2 separate regions of the Homo sapiens genome follow, and region 2 is linked to region 1. Evidence: chromatin loops called from intact Hi-C (ENCODE). Cell type or tissue: PC-3. All regions are shown on one strand.

Region 1 (2,500 bases):
TATTCATGTCCTTAGCCCACTTTTGATAGGACTGTTTGTTTTTCTCTTGCTCATTTGTTTGAGCTCTTTTTAGATTCTGGATATTAGTCCTTTGTCAGATGTATAGATTGTGAAGATTTTCTCCCACTCTGTGGGTTGTCTGTTTACTCTGATGACTGTTCCTTTTGCTGTGCAAAAGTTCTTCAGTTTAATTAAGTCCTAGCTATTTATCTTTGTTTTTGTTGCATTTGCTTTTGGGTTCTTGGTCATGAAATCTTTGCCTAGGCCAATGTCTAGAAGGGTTTGTCCAATGTTATCTTAGAGAATTTTTATAATTTCAGGCTTTAGATTTAAGTCCTTGATCCATCTTGAGTTGATTTTTGTATAAGGTGAGAGATGAGGATCCAGTTTCATTATCCTGTATGTGGCTAGCCAATTATCCCAGCACCATTTGTTGAACAGGCAGTCTTTTCCGCACTTTATGTTTTTGTTTGCCAAGCCTGATTTTTAATGACTACAGATTATTCCATTTATGGGTACACCACAATTTATCTAATCATTCTCTTGTGGGTAGACATTTAGGTTACTTATGATTTATTAATATAATAAAAATATACATGTATTGTGTATCAAAGTTAGACACATATATATGAAAGATGAGCAGCTTCTCAAAAGCTGTGTATTTGTTTCCAAAGGCTGGTGCCCTGCAGTGGCCACACGAGGACCTTCAGAATGTACACATAGTGACTAATGGTAACACTGGAAATCATCAAACTGCCAGGGTCCTGCCAGCACTCAGCATTTGCTCTTCCACATGAGAAAGTCCCTACAGGGAATGGGAGTTAATGTCAGCATGTCAGTACATACAGTCTGTTCTCAGTGAATCTGGAAGCTTGTCTTCCTAGATGCCTATGGCTGAGTCGCTGAAAAGATTTTTGACTCAGGGCTTCAGAAGATACCTCAGTGCTAAATCACCCAGAGCAGCGTTTCAGATTCAGAAGCTGCGTCACCTGTGGGCAGAACAGAACTCAGCTACGGACTTAAAGTTCCAGAGCTCAGTAGCATCAAAGCACAAGGGACAGAGACCCAAAGGATCCATGAATGGGGACTGAGACCCGAAGGATCCATGAATGAGGGCTGAGCCATGTGGTGTGTACACACCCACAACATGTGAGTGAGAGCTGCGCCCACAATCTCCTGTAGGTCAGCCTCCAGGCCATGCAGACAGCCCCATACCCTAAATCCCATGTACGCCATCTACGTTTCTTCTCTCTACTTTGTTTAATAAATCAAAAATTGGCTAAAGGGAGGAGGTGGTCAAGGATGCCATGACCCACTAAACAGTCTAAACAGAACGCAGCAATGTCACTACACTAGAGCTGGAAATGGGGTAGCAGAATGCCAGCTCCCATAGCAAACCCCAGGATGAAAGTGAAAGCTGGGGTGAAAAGGCCTAGAACTTGCTTCCAGAGCACAGGTGACAGAATCCCTGAACGTGAAACATTCTTCTCTCGGGGATGATGACTTAGCACTGAGGTATCTTCTGGAGCCCTGAGTCACTCAGCTCCAGGAATGATGGGTGTGGACCAGACTGGAAATTCACTGGACCGTTTTCAGTGTAACTTGGACCCAACCTAAGCATCTGGGGGACCTGGAAGAGACCCATGTCATCTGGTCTAGGCCCCAGTTCCAGGCAAATGGTAGAAAAGCTTTTCGTTATGGGATGACTCTGATCCTGAGCTGACAGGAGAATCCCATAGAATTGAGACGCTCCAGCACCACCTTGGATTTTGCCCCACTGTCTGGTTCTGTGAAAGAGCGAAAAAAGTCAGGATGAATGAACCAGTGCATGAACAAATACATCATAGCCTTCCTTCCTCCGCAAAGGTAGAATCTTGGCAGTAGCCATCTGCCAGGGCAAGGAATGGCCTGAGAGGGTTAGGGGAGAGGCAGAGATGTCTAGGAAGTCATGAGGCTGCCACACAGTAGGAAGAGGAAGGCCTTCCATCTGCGGCTCCAGCCACAATTCAGGAGATCCCTGAGCTCCACCCATGGAAGCTTGGACAAGCCACATCTCTGTTCCTAATATGTTCCTACATATGTTCTCTAATCTCTAATATGGGAAGAATAGTCACAGCTTCCCTGCTTCCTCTGTGAGATAACACAGTCTTAACTGTTTTCACTGAAAAGTTGTCAGTGCACCCACAACTCCACCCTCCCTACTGACTCTGGGGCTGGCGAGCAGCCTTTCCCAATGTAATTATGGTTTCAGAACTTGATTTGATCCGTGTAATAAGCAAAACCATGTAATGAAAAGCCATGTTAAATGGAAATCCCATCCGAGTATTTTTGTGCTGGATCTTAGGAAGAACTCAAAGTGGGACACGTGAGGAGAGGACTGTGCTGATGAGAGCAAAGGAGAGAGCTGGGGTCTTGGAATAGGAAAAGGCCCATAGGTACTAGGAAGCTAATGAGTAACTAGCCATGGGCTACTGTGGTAAGAAGGGCAAGTATTTTGGAT
Region 2 (2,500 bases), 77 kb after region 1:
GCCCCATTACTTCCATTCTCTTTCTGGGGCCCCTCAAAAGCCTCTGTGAAAAAAGCAGTTCTGCAAAATGTAGAACTGGCTCATGTCCCTGGGTCTGGTTACAGCTTTTCCTGTCACCCCTTTCATGAACCACACAGCTATACACACTTTTGCATCAACCTCAAAGTATTTATGTGCTTGTTGTAAGTTTGGCCCTTGTTGTACTTCCTCTAATTATCTTTTCTTCTGGGATTGGCGGGATGGATAGGGGACTGGGGTCAATATTCCTGAGAAGCGGAGAAGCACTGCCTTTTTTTTTTTTTTTTTTTTTTTGTGAGACGGAGTCTCGCTCTGTCCCCTAGGATGGACTGCAGTGGCATGATCTTGGCTCACTGCAACCTCCACCCCCCGGGTTCAAGCAATTCTCCTGTCTCAGCCTCCCGAGTACCTGGGACTACAGGCATGTGCCACCATGCCTGGCTAATTTTTTGTATTTTTAGTAGAGACACGATTTCACTGTGTTAGCCAGGATGGTATCGATCTCCTGACCTCGTGATCGGCCCACCTTGGCCTTCCATAGTGCTGGGATTACAGGCGTGAGCCACCACGCCCGGCTGAAACACTGCTTTTGACTTTTTTGGAAACCTATGTTTTGGACCCTCCCCAGCACTGCCCTCTACTCTTCATGTGTGTGTATAATTAAGGCTGGGGAAATTAGCCTCCATGGCAATAACTTTCTGCCAAAAATTCACTTTCCCCAGAGTAGGAGCTTTATTTCTAGAAGGGAATCAAATCTCTTAACTATTCTGAGGTCAAAACAAAAACAACCTCCAGAGACCCAAACAACTCTAGATATACTTTAAGAATTTGACTCCCTTACAAACCACATGTTGGTCCATACCCAGCTGGATCCTCACATAATCAATCAGAAGGACTAATGTGGCTATGCATGAACCACATTTTAAAAATATTTTTTCCTATTTTAATAAGGATACATCTGAAAAGCAGGAGGCCAACTCCATCTTTTTCTTTTTTGGCTCACCTGGGCTTTGTTTGCTCAGCCCAACAGCAGGTAAAAGAGAAGGCCTTGCTTCATCAAGCAATAGGGAGCAAGTGTGCTCCTCCAGGATCTGCCCTGTGCTTGATTATTCACATTCAGGAAAAGTGCCAGGACTATGCCCTGCCCAGGAAGCCTGAATATCTGCTTTCCGATGTCTATTTGCCAAATATAATTTGTTGCCATGTCAGTTTATTTTCATCCGTGCCCATTAAAGAGACCTTTCAACTTCCCGAGTTTTGGGAACTCTTGTTCTGGTAATGCAAAACACTTCAAAACAAAACCCCAAACAAAACAAAGAAGCCTCCGCACTCAAGACTGCAGGATGCATCTCACCAGCTGGATAAGTCAAGTTAACCTAATATTATATTGACTTTGATCCAATAATGGGCCAAGGTGAGTCTCTGTCTGAGAATCTGCTGGGAAATATTGAAAGTCCCCTCTTCAGACCATCCTTTCCAGTTCTGTGGCTATTTTCACATGTAAGATGCAAGGTTTCTCAATATAACCATGTTTTAAAAATAACTCTTACCTTTTGACAGATTAAGTTTTTTCACTGTCAAATGGAAGTGATGCTACAGAAAAATTCACCATGAGGAAGAAAGTTGAATGTACAGATGCTTCTACTTAATGGGCCAACAGAGACCCCTGGGTTTTCTGAGATGGGTCTTTGGCTGTCTGCTCTCCACTGCAGTGGTCTCTGATTTCGTGGAGCACCAACTTTCTCTAAAACATCCCTTGGGTGACAAGTATAACAAGGCTGCTCCTAAAGGAGATGGGCAGGGAGGACCTCGTGGCTAAGCAGACTAGGCCCAATTAACACATCTAAGAAATTCAAGGAGGGCGCCTTGCTTGTAAATAAATATCAGACTTGGCCAGCAGAGGAAATGTACTCAGTCTTCCTGCTTTCCTCCTAAAATATCAAACCACATTGAGGGAACAGAGATTTGAGAGGAGGGAGAGTGAGTAGGGGAGAGAGGAATTTGGTGCCTGACATACTCTGGAGGAGGAGAGTACACTGAGGATAAGGACACTAAGGATTAATTCCACCCATCTCACAGTTAGCCTATGGCTGGGCCTAGATACTGCCAGAGATGCCTCAAGAAATAGAAAAACAAAGCCAGGTGCAGTCACTTACAGTGCCAGCTTAGGAGGCTGAAGGGGGAGGATCTCCTGAGGCCAGGAGTTAGAGACTGCAGTGAGCTATGATCTCACCTGTGAAGAGCCTCTGCACTCCAACCTGGGCAACAGAGAGAGACCCTGTCTCTACCAGGGGGAAGAAGAAAAAAAGAAGCAAAAACAAACAAACAAAAAACATTTCTTAATGGAGAATGTTTTATTTCTTTAGCATGGCATGGAGTTGCCCAGATCTGACTTCCTGCTACCTCTTTGGCGTCTATATTACAACTGTATTCTTATTTCTAAGTCTTTCACCATGGCAGGTCCTGGGGAAGAAACTATTCA

What was found. Peaks named below come from ENCODE experiments on the same cell type or tissue, not always from the same donor. Only the 100,000 strongest peaks of a DNase experiment are listed, where the experiment ranks them.
Region 2: a loop joins it to region 1, with 4 times the contacts of the local background. A loop is called at or near these places in 4 of 110 quality-filtered maps.

What each region holds. Positions count from the first base shown.
Region 1 is chr1:91,608,240-91,610,739 of GRCh38, forward strand. No RefSeq gene overlaps it. Among named protein-coding and RNA genes, the nearest start is that of CDC7, 110 kb to the left of the region's middle. In PC-3, no CTCF peak of the experiment used is centred here; DNase peaks (open chromatin) are centred at 832 and 1,522; H3K4me3 peaks cover 388 bases; H3K27ac peaks cover 2,335 bases.
Region 2 is chr1:91,685,027-91,687,526 of GRCh38, forward strand. All of the region lies in intron 16 of TGFBR3 (transforming growth factor beta receptor 3), which reads right to left. Among named protein-coding and RNA genes, the nearest start is that of CDC7, 190 kb to the left of the region's middle. In PC-3, no CTCF peak of the experiment used is centred here; a DNase peak (open chromatin) is centred at 1,145.